2 separate regions of the Homo sapiens genome follow, and region 2 is linked to region 1. Evidence: chromatin contacts called from ENCODE POLR2A ChIA-PET data. All regions are on one chromosome and are shown on one strand. The core of a region is the stretch at or near the end of the contact, and the rest is flanking DNA. Distances in the headings are between cores, read along the strand shown. Region 1 holds the start of CAMK2N2 (calcium/calmodulin dependent protein kinase II inhibitor 2). Region 2 holds the start of LINC02054 (long intergenic non-protein coding RNA 2054).

Region 1 (5,719 bases), core at 321-2,820:
GTGGTGCTGAAGCGGACAGCTCCGGAGTGCCTGGCGGCGGCGGCGGCACGGCCCTGCAGCCCCCGCCCGCGGGCGCCTGGGCCGGGGCGGGGGGGCGCCGGCAGCCGCATCGCCGGCCCGCGCTCCTGGCCGCTGCGAGGCTGGGCCCGGAGCCCGCCGCCCGAGCCGGCGCGTCTACACTCCGGACGGCGGCTTCTCCCCCATCCCCTTCAGCACGTCGTCTATCCGGTCATCCTCGATCACCACTGCGCAGGGAGAAAGCGCGTCAGCCGCGCGGCCTCGGGGGGCGGCGGCGATGAGAATGAGCCCCGCGTCCTAGCTTCCCGCGCAGCTACTGCCCGTGGCCCAGCGACGCCCCTCGGAACCCTGTGCCGCGGTGTCCTCCCCGTCCGAACTCTTCTGGAGACCCAACCCGCCGCCAAGCCTAGACCCCCTCCCCTCCCGATGGCGGAACGCCCCTCTTCCAAAGGCTCCAGCTATTCTCCCTCCCAGTGCGAGCCCTCCTGCCACCTGAGCCTTCCTCCCTCTGAGTTGATCAGAAACCTCTTGCTCACGGAATCCCCCTCTTCAACCCGCACTTCAACAGATCCCCCTGCTCAAATGGGGCTCAAACCGAGTATCCAGCTGGTCCAGCCCTCTCCTCAACCTGAGCCCTCTCGCCGCTGGAACCCCTCTTCCGATCCTGGCACCAACAGAGCTCCCCTCCCCATGCAAACAACCAAGACAAGCGGACCCCCGGCCTCCTGCCCTCTCTTGTTAGACGTCCCTCTCGACCCGAAGGTTCTTCGTATTGTCCACCGACTCAGTATTTGATCCCAAAGAATCAGCCCGTTACCCCGTGCTCCCACTTCCGTGCAGCCCCAAATGCCCCGACCGGCCCCTCCCCCTCGCCCGGGTGCCAGGGCTCTGCTTCCAGAGGTGGCGAGCATCGAATCCGGGGCACCGTGTTCCCGGGAGAAGGGAAGAGGGGGACACACACTGCAGCGGGGACCCCCCCCTCCAGCCCGGGCTGGAGAGCGGCTGGTGCGCTGGTCTGCGGCAAGAGCTGCGGGCACTCGGCGGGGAACGGCAGCCGGGGGGCGCCCGGCGGAGGGTTTCTGGGTCAGGCGGCGACTCCGGGCCCGGGCCGCGTACCTCGCTTGGCTCGGCCGATCTGGCCCAGCTTGGGGGGTCGCTTGGCCTGGTTGCCCGCGAAGAAGGAGTTGGTGTCCTGCAGGCGGCAGCTGAAGGAGAGGTCGGAGCCCTCGGGGTCTGCGCCGAAGCGGCCCATCTTGTCTTCGCTGTAGGGCAGGATCTCGGACATGGCGGGCGCGGGGTGGGCGCGGGGCGGGAGCGGGACTGCGGCGGGGCGCGGGCGGCGGGCTTGCTGCCGGACCGGCCCTACCTCAGCAGGGGAGCCGGCGGAAGGATGAAGTCATGCAGCATCCGGGGCTGAGGAGCCAAGCGGGGCCTCCTCCCCCGCGCCTCCGCCTCCCGGGCCGCTGGGCAGGCGGCGGCGGCGGCGGTGGCGGGGACCGGGCGGGGGCGGGGGCGGGGGGCGGGGGTGGCGGCGGCGGCGGCAAGAGCGGAATGACGATGAGCGCCCGACTGCGGCAGAGCACGGCGGGCGGGGCGCGGTGGAGGCGGGGCGGGCACTGGCCAGGGGAAAGAGGCGGGGCCGGGGGCAGGAGCGCGCCCAGCTACCCCGGGAACAGAGGCAGCTGGAGTGGGAGGTTCCCGCACTGTGGCGGGGAATGGCCAGCACGTGGGTCTTGGGGAATAGTACCAGCCAACCCGGCCGGGACCTCGCGGGGAGGGGCGGGACCGAAGGGGGGTGGGATCGAGCCTGGTACTGGAGGAGCTTGGAGGAGGGTCTGACCCCTAGGCTGGGAGAGGCGTGCAAGGGGGACTGGGAGCAGGAGGGCAAAAGCTGGCCGGGCGCGTTGGGGCGGGAAGGCGGCCGCAGGGCTGGCAATGGAAAGCGGGGAGCGGGAAATGCGCGGGGAGGAGACTCGGGTACAGGGTGACTGGGGAAGGCACGAACCCACAGCGCGGGAAGAGCTCGGGCCAGTGGGATGGTGCCCTTGCCGCTGACGCGCTCTTGTACTAGTTGCTCTGCTGGTCTTAAGTAGATCGTCAGGGTCCGTGCGCCTCTGAGTGCCGGTCTGTGTCTCTGTCTCCGCCTTTGTGTGTGTCAGTCCATCTCTAAGTGTCTGTATCTCTCTGTCTCTGTGCCCCGTATCTCTTTCGCTGTGTTATGGCCTTTGTCTATGCCTGTCCCTTAAGTGTCTGCCTTTCTCTATCTATCTCCATTCTTGACTCCTGTATCTCTGTGCCAGTGTCTCCGTCTCCTGAATCTGGGTATTTCAGTCTCTCCTAGGAGGGGTCTATAGAAACTGGGCCGACGCGCGCGCACCAGGGCAGACACCCCCAGCCCTAGTCCGGTGGCTGTAGCCCCCCGCGGCTCTGGAGTGGTGCGCTCGCAGTGTAGGAGGAATGAATGGCGGCGTCGCGGGGGGCGCCCTGGGCTGCGGGTGACGCGGGGAAGCTCGGAGCACCTGAGGACGCGGAGCGCGCCAGTGTGTGCCCCGAGGGAGTGCGGTAGAGATGGAGGGTGCCCCCCGCCCTCGTTGCTTTGGACCACGGGTGAGTTCTCGCCTCACCGATGGGAACATGCCCTCTTCTCCCCTTGCCTCCCGCCCCCACAACCCCCGCCCTGGCTGGCCGTCACCCGCGGCGTCACCTGCTTGCCAGCGCGCAGGAGCTCTGGCGCAATCACTGGCCTTGGGGAGGAGGGGGTGTCTCACATGCGGCGACAGTGACGGCAGCGCTGAAAACGGTAATGATCACCCTGTACGTTCATTCCACACTCCAGGCGAACGCGCTTTCCTTCCTTAATCTGGCCAAATTACCAAATCACACAGCTGGTGAGGCTGCCTTGTAGTGGGTCTCCTTCCAACACTTTCTCGCCAGGTGTTAATACCGGAGACACAGGGACAAACGCAATGGTGGCTGCCCAGGGAACTGGATGGGGGGGGCGGTATGCCACAGGATACCTTGATGCCAGCCTCACTCAAGGGCCCAGGCCTGGGGGCCCATCACTATGAAGCCCTCCTCTGCTCTGTCCTAGTCTCCGGGATGAGGGCCACAGCTGGAGGTGGAGGCCCAGCCTGGAGTGAGAGGAGCCCTGAAACTGGAAGGACAATAAAGGCGGAAGACTGGGGTCACTGGAAGAGAGTCCAGAAAATTCCACATACACTGGAAGTTGTCCAGTAATGGGTTCCAATCCTGACTCCCACTTTCTCAGTGACCTTGAACTGAAGGACCCATAATCATGGTTTTAAAAAATTAATTCGTTTGTACTTAAAACATTTTAGGAGGCCGGGCTCAGTGGCTCACGCCTGCAATACCAGCACTTTGGGAGGCCGAGGTGGGTGGATCACCTGAGGTCAGGAGTTTGAGACCAGCCTGATCAACATGGCAAAACCCTGTCTCTACTAAAAATACAAAAAAAATTAGCCAGGTGTGGCACACACCTGCAGTCCCAGCTACTTGGGAGGCTGAGGCACAAGAACCGCTTGACCTAGGGTGGCAAAGGTGGCAGTTGGCGGACATTGGGCCATTGCACTCCAGCCTGGGTGACAAAGCGAGGCGAGACTCCGTCTCAATAAAAGAAAGAGAGAGAGAGAGAGAGAGAGAGAGAGAGAGAGAGAGAGAGAGAGAGAAAGGAAGGAAGGAAGGAAAAAAATTTTAGGAAAATTAAGAAAATCACATAACATCTTTTTTTTTTTTTTTTTTTTTGACACGGAGTCTTGCTCCGTTGCCCAGGCTGGAGTGCAATGGCGCGATCTTGGCTCACCATAACCTCTACCTCCCAGGTTCAAGCGATTCTCCTGCCTCAGCCTCCCGAGTAGCTGGGACTACAGGCACACGCCACCATGCCCAGCTTTTTTTTTTTTTTTTTTTTTTTTTTTTTTTTGAGATGGAGTCTCACTCTGTCGCCAGGCTGGAGTGCAATGGCGCCATCTCAGCTCACTGCAACCTCCCCCTCCTGTGTTCAAGTGATTCTCATGCCTCAGCCTCCTGGGTAGCTGGGACTACAAGTGTGTGCCACCACTCCCAGCTAATTTTTGTATTTTTAGTAGAGACAGGGTTTCACCATGTTGGCCAGGATGGTCTCAATCTCTTGACCTCGTGATCCGCCCACTCGGCCTCCCAAAGTATTGAGATTACAGGTGTGAGCCACTGCGCCCTGCCAGTCTTTGTATTTTTTGTAGAGATGAGGTTTCACTATGTTGGCCAGGCTGGTCTTGAACTCCTGACCTCGCGATCCGCCCGCCTTGGCCTCCCAAAGTGCTGGGATTATAGGCATGAGCTACCACACCCGGCCTTATAACTATATATATATATATATATCCTTCTAGTCTTTTCACCATGTGTCTGCATGATATGATACCTCTGTAAGCCCCATGTTCTAGTCTGAAGCATGGGGATGATAAAACCTACTTATTAAGGAACGTTTTGCTGGGCAACATTCATGGCTCACACCTATGAATTCCGCCACTCAGAAGGCTGAAGCAGAAGGATCGCTTGAAGCCAGGAGTTGGAGACCAGGCTGGACAACATAACTAGGCCCCATCTCTAAATAAATAAGTAAATAAATAAGCAAGCCGGGTATGGTGGTACACACCTGTGGTCCCAGCTACTTGCAAGGCTGTGGTAGAAGGATCACCTGGGCACAGGAGTTTGAGGCTGCAGTGAGCCATAATGGTGCCACTGCACTCTGGCCTGGGTGACAGAGCAAGACCCTGACTCAAAAAAGAAAGAAAAGGACAGTTTTGTAGATGAAACTGTCCTGGGGTAAAGTGGGTTGTCTCGGGAGGTAGTGAGCTGCCCCTCACCTAAAATGCCAAAGAAGAGGCATGAGGGTTCTTGCCAAGGATGAGATAAGAGTATTGTGTGAGGAATTGAAACAATTCTCCTTTCTCTCTGCACAATGAGGGAGATTGGAAAAATGACAGTTTAATCCAGAATTCACTTGGTTACCTCCTTCTTAAATAATTATATTCCCGTCCCGGCCGTGCCTGCTGGATCATGGTTAAAGCAAAAGTCCTAAGTACAAACCTGTGGACTATTATGATATATAAGCTTCAGCTATGTTGTAAAAATGTGGGGATTTCTTTAAATTCTGCTCCTCTCTTTAAAATTCTGATATTCTGCTTCCTTCCCATGAGAGGAAAATACATTTTCACTAAAATGAAATAAAGCTTGTATAGAGTTGCGTGACAGTGCATTGAGTCTCTCAATTGGAAGTCCCTCAAACCTAGTATACTTGTCCACGTGCTCTACACAGATAACATGCCTTTTGACAATTGAGTATTAGTGACACTTTTAGTCAAGTGGAAACTGTAGACCCCTGTAGTGGATTGAATAGGGACTCCCACAACAATTCAATGTTCACCTGTAACCTCAAAGTGTGACCCAGGGCCAGGTGCAGTGGCTCATGCCTGTAATCCCAGCACTTTGGGAGGCCAAGGCGGGAGGATGACTTGAGCCTAGGAGTTCAAAACCAGCCTGGGCAATATAGTGAGACGCCATCTCTACTAAAAAAAAAAAAATTAGTTAGGCATGGTGGTGCATGCCTGTAGTCCCAGCTACTTGGGAGGCTGAGGTAGGAGGATAACTTGAGCACAGAAGCTAGTTGACAGTGAGCTATGACTGTACCGCACTGCACTGTAGC
Region 2 (5,719 bases), core at 2,281-4,780, 140 kb after region 1:
CACTGGGCCAGAAAACATAAAGAATCTCCTGGAAGCTCTGAGGCAAGGGGTGAATTTGAAAGAAGGGGAACAGCTGGGTGCGGTGGCTCACGCCTGTAACCCCAGCACTTTGGGAGGGCGAGACGCGTGGATCATGAGGTCAGGAGTTCAAGACCAACCTGGCCAATATGGTGAAACCCTGTCTGTACTAAAAATACAAAAATTAGCCGGGCATGGTGGCACGCACCTGTAGTCCCAGCTACTAGGAAGGCTGAGGCAGAAGAATCACTTGAACCTGGGAGGCAGAGGTTGCAGTGAGCCGAGATCACACCACTGCATTCCAGCCTGGGCAACAGAGCAAGACTCCGTCTCAAAAAAGGAAAAGGAGAACAAAGGAAAGGTGGTGGTGAGGGGAGATACCCAGTGGACCGTCTTGAAAGAGGAGGCTCCAGATACTGGAGGACAAAAGATGCCTCATTCTCCCCCAGTAGCTCCAGCAGCTGGAACCAGCCCAGCCTGTTTTTCCTTCCAAAGGAGTAGGGGCTCACCTGGGGAGAGGCCCAGCGCTCTTCCTTCTGACACCCCCCCCCACCCAGGTCCGAGGACATCTAAACCAGATTTACAATACTTTCAGGAACCCACCACCCATCCCTTTGGCAAAAACATTCCTGCACCTGCTGGCTGATGCCTGAAATTCCTTCAGTAGAAGTTTTTTCATCTCAAACTGGAAGATGAGAATTTTAAAATGCTAATGACTGGTTAAGATATTAGGTCACCTGTTTAAGTATAATCTATCAGTCAACAAATGTGAATGATTATTGTCAGATCCCATTGCTTTTTTTCTTTTTTTTGAGACAGAGTCTGGCTCTGTCACCTAGGCTGGAGTGCGGTGGCACGATCTTGGCTCACTGCTACCTCGGCCTCCCGGGTTCAAGCAATTCTCCTGCCTCTGCCTCCCGAGTGGCTGGGATTACAGGCGTGTGCCACCACACCCAGCTAATTTTTGTATTTTTTAAGTAGAGACGGGGTTTTGCCATGTTGGCCAGGCTGGTCTCGAACTCCTGACCTCAGGTAATCAGCCTGCCTTAGCCTCCCAAAGTGCTGGGATCATAGGCGTGAGCCACCGTGCCTGGCCCCCATTGCTTTTTTTTTTTTTTTTTTTGGAGACAGAGTCTCACTCCGTCACCCAGGCTGGAGTGCAGTGGCGTGATCTTGGCTCACTGCAACCTCTGCCTCTGGGGTTCAAGCAATTCTGCCTCAGCCTCCCGAGTAGCTGGGACTACATTACCTGCCACCATGCCTGGCAAATGTTCTCTATTTTAGTAGAGATGAAGTTTCACCATCTTGCCCAGGCTGGTCTCAAACTCCTGAGCTCAGGCAATCCACCCGCCTTGGCCTCCCAAAGTGCTAGGATTACAGTCATGAGCCACCGTGCTGGGGCACGGCGGGGGGTGGGTGGGGGCGGGCATTGGTTTTTGATAAGAGGGAGGGTTAGAGAAAGGGATGGATAACGGAAGGGTAAGGAGGTAGGGGCATGGGGACTTCACAGCCAGCAGGAACATTTACAGCGGTTGGGTTGTTTACCTTCAACAGCTCCGCAGAGGAATAGTCACTGTGTGGGGAGGAATTTCTGTCCTGCGCATCTGTGTGCTCACCCAGCTTAGTGGGAACTCTGCCACTCAGACATATGATTCACATCAACTGTGTTTTTCATGAGTTTTAGAGACTTTTTTTTTTTAAAGCAAGGCTGACATCATTATGAAGGAACTTTTTTTTTCTCATAGGTTCCAGCCGAGGTACCACTGGAAATGGCACCAGGGAAGACCTTCAAAAGAAGGTTTTTTTTTTCCCCTCCCCTCCTCCAGAAATAGGTGAGTGAGGAGACTTCCTGACTTGGCTAAAATAAAAAATTATAGCACTTTATTGTTGACTGATTATAGATGTAACAATTCTCCACTGGAAAAGTTTCAGAAAATAGAAAAGTATAAACTGAAGAAAATTTATTTACTTAATAAAATTAGAACTGCAATTCAGAATGAGCCTCATTTACGTTTGATGTTTTCCCTAGTCTTTTTTATCCTGAACATTATGATGCCATGATTTATTTCAAAATTTCAGATGGTAGTTTTAGTGAATCATGCTTTTTAATTATAAAAATGTTTCCTTGAAGTAAAAAATTTTGGTTAAAAAATCAAACAACAAAACAAACTAGGAAAAATTCTTTGTGGAGAATACAGAGTTTTTTTTGGAGTTTTTCTTCTTTCTGTGTGTTTTGTTGAGTTTGCCTTGTGTTTATAGTTTTATATCTCTTTTCCTTGCTTGGCTCTATTACCGCACATATAAGTTTTGCCATAGATTGTCAGAATTTTAAGAGAAACGATGCTAGGCCAGGCATAGTGGCTCAATCCTATAATCCCAGCACTTTGGGAGGCTGAGGTGGGTGGATCACTTGAGGTCAGGAGTTCGAGACCAGCCTGGCCAACATGGCGAGACCCTGTCTCTACTGAAAATACAAAAATTAGTGGGGCGTGGTGGCAGGTGCCTGTAATCCCAGCTACTTGGGAGGTTGAGGCAGGAGAATAGCTTGAAACCGGGAGGTGGAGGTTGCAGTAAGCTGAGATTGCACCACTGCACTCTGGGGTGACAGGGCAAGACTCCTTCTCAAAAAAAAAAAAAAAAAGAAAGAAAGAAAAAGAAAAAAGAAAAGAGAAACGATGCCAGGTGGCTGTTCTCTTTGCACATCTGGATGAAGACCCAGAGGCTGGGGTGACACTAAAACTCCACAGCCTGAGCCCCATCCAGCTGATGGCAAAGCAGATACTTCACAACTGCGCCTTGGTGAGAAGTGAGTTTGGACACCCCAAATGAACTGCAGTTGGGAGCAGCTCCCAGCTCCAGCTCCAGCTCCCTGTTCATTTTCCAAGAGGTGGCAACAGCCAGAAGGAGTCTGAGATGTGACTCCCAGGGAGGAGGGGTCGCTCCTGAGGATCAGTCCAAAGTTGCTACAAGGCTGGACGCCCTCTCTCCATATAGCTGTGGTTACCTTAACAGTTTGCAATGTGTGTATTCATTTTGGTTGCCAAGAAGACTCAGCTGAGTAGATGTGGGCTCTGTAGACATTGTGAGAAGAAGGGAGGCAGGGAAGTGTGCTTTGCTAGTGACTTGGTTCTTGACCACCATCACCTCAGTTTTGTGACGACTTCCCGGAAATACGGCCAGCCTTGAACTGGCAGCAGTTTAGTAGAGTGGTATGAACCGAGAATGACACTTGTTAGCTGTGTGACTTTGGCAAGGCATTTGCCATGCCTGAGCCTCAGTTTGCTGCAACATGGTCTTAATGATGGTTACCTGCATGATTGTCACAAGGACCATAGAAAACGTATGTACATGCTTGGCGTATAGTTGGCACTGAATGCCGTCACTGTAATTGAATCTGACAATGGGTGTGAGAACCATTAGGGAGGGGTGAAATGCTCCCCATGCCCATGAAAAGGTGGAGGGGACTCAGTGCTCCGGCTTCTATTATGTGATGCGACAATAACTATTACTGTGGGCATGACCACAGCCTTTCTACCTTTGGCAGCCTGTCAAAGGGAATCTTCTGGAGCCAGCCTCTTCCCTCCTTTCCCACCCGAGAGAGGAAACATTCTTGCTGGGAATGAGGCTGTCAATCTACCTGATTAAGAGTGAGAGAAGAGAGGTGGGGTACAGCGGTGAGGGCTGTAGGGCTGGAGGGGGTGGGTAGGTGTGGAGGAGAAGTCTTCAGAGGCATGTGTGGGTGAGGGGGAGTGGAATGAGAGCAAAGAGATTCTAACATTCTGGGCTGTGTTTATAGGTCTTCTTTAATATTTTTCAAGATATGAATTAAGTGAAATTTCTCTTTCTTGGTAAAATATATATAACATAAAATTTACATTTTAAGGCTGGGTGTGGTGGCTCACGCCTGTTATCCCAGCACTTTGGGAGGCCGAGGTGGGTGGATCATGAGGTCAGGAGTTCAAGACTAGCATGGCCAAGATGGTGAAACTCCGTCTCTACTAAAAATACAAAAATTAGCTGGGTGTGGTGGTGGGTGCCTGTAATCCCAGCTACTTGGGAGGCTGAGGCAGAGAATTGCTTGAACCCGGGAGGCGGAGGTTGCAGTGAGCCGAGATCCAAACAGAAACTCTGTACCCATTAAATAATAACTTCTCACCCTACCTCCTCCAGCCCCTGGTAACCTCTATAACCTTGATTCTACTTTCTGTCTCTACACATTTGCTTATTCTCTATCCTAGACATCTTATATAAGTAGAATCATACAATATTTGTCATTTGTGTTGAGTTTATTTCGCTTAGCATAATATTTTCGAGGTTCATTCATGTAGTAATATGCATCAGAATCTCATTCCTTTTTAAGGCTAAATAATATTCCATTATATGTACAGTCATTCCTTAGTATCCATGAGGGATTGGTTCCAGGATCCCCGAAGATGTCAAAATCCAAGGATGTTCAAGTCTCTGATATAAAATGGCACAGTATTTGCATATAACCTACACCTATCCTCCATATACTTTAAATCCTCTCTACTTATAGTACCTAATACATTGTAAAACTATGTAAATTATTATGCTGTATCATTATTTATTTATTGTTATATTGTTACTTTTTCATTTTATTTTGTCTTCAATACATATACTTATTTTTATTTATTTATTTTTTTTTTTGAGATGGAGTCTCACTCTGTCGCCAAGGCTAGAGTGCAACGGCACAATCTCAGCTCACTGCAGCCTCTGCCTCCCAGGTTCAAGCTATTCTCCCGTCCCAGCCTCCTGAGTAGCTGGGATTACAGGCATGTGCCACCATGCCTGGATAATTTTTATAGTTTTAGTAGAGACAGGGTTTCACTATGTTGGCCAGGCTGGTCTTGTACTCCTGACTTCAAGTCATCTGCCCGCTGTGGCCTCCCAAGGTGCTGGGATTACAGGTGTGGGCCACCGCGCCTGGCTGTCTTCAAATATTTTTGATCTGTGGTTGCTTGCATCCCTGGGTGGGAAATCGTGGGTACGGAGAGGGCTGACGGTATAGTCCACGTTTTGTTTCTCGATTCATCTGTCGAGGAACATTTGGGTTGTTTCCACCTTTTGGCTATTGTGAATAATGCTGCTTTGAACACTAGTGTACAAGTATCTATTCGAGTCCCTGCTTTCCATTCTTTGGATAGATATTTAGAAGTGGAATTGCTGGATCATATGGTAATTCTGTGTTTAATTTTGGAATTTTTCTTTAAGTGCCTTTGGCTGTCAAACTGCATCTTTTGTTCTCACGATGGTTCTCAAATCCTTTCATTCTGTTATAGTTTCTCCCCCTCTTTATTTCATGCCATTGATTTGTTGGAGACACTGGCTAATTTGTCTCTAGAGAATGATCTACCGCTTAGATATATTTGTTCCCTACTCACAGTGTCATTTAATTTGTTCCCTCATCCCCCATGTTTCCTGTAAACTGAAAGTTAAATACAGTCTTCATTGGATTCTGGTTCAAGTGTGTGACAGGAATAGCCTATAGAAGTGCTCTGTGTTTTTCACTGGATCCTATCAGGAGCTACCAAAATGTACTTCTTTTTTTTTGGAGCCAGGGTCTCACTCTGTCTTCCAGGCTGGACTGTAGTGGCACCACCACAGCTCACCGCAGCTTCGACCTACTGGGCTCAAGTGATCCTTCCACCTCAGCCTCCCAAGTAGCTGGGACTACAGGTGC

Evidence for each region. ChIA-PET counts read pairs that join two places held with the same protein, here RNA polymerase II (POLR2A).
Region 2: POLR2A ChIA-PET joins it to region 1 with 13 read pairs in Panc1. The contact joins the promoter of LINC02054 here to the promoter of CAMK2N2 in region 1. POLR2A ChIA-PET finds 5 or more read pairs at or near these places in 3 of 52 experiments (Caco-2, PC-9 and Panc1).

The regions. Positions count from the first base shown.
Region 1 is chr3:184,259,983-184,265,701 of GRCh38, forward strand. It overlaps CAMK2N2 (calcium/calmodulin dependent protein kinase II inhibitor 2), which reads right to left and starts at 1,571. Exons shown (of 2, transcript NM_033259.3): 1 at 1,135-1,571; 2 at 1-245. The coding sequence starts at 1,303. The coding sequence ends at 175. All of the region lies in intron 2 of EEF1AKMT4-ECE2 (EEF1AKMT4-ECE2 readthrough), which reads left to right. RefSeq lists enhancers at 1-225, 226-777, 2,663-3,425.
Region 2 is chr3:184,398,007-184,403,725 of GRCh38, forward strand. LINC02054 (long intergenic non-protein coding RNA 2054) reads left to right here and starts at 3,531. Exons shown (of 4, transcript NR_161199.1): 1 at 3,531-3,679.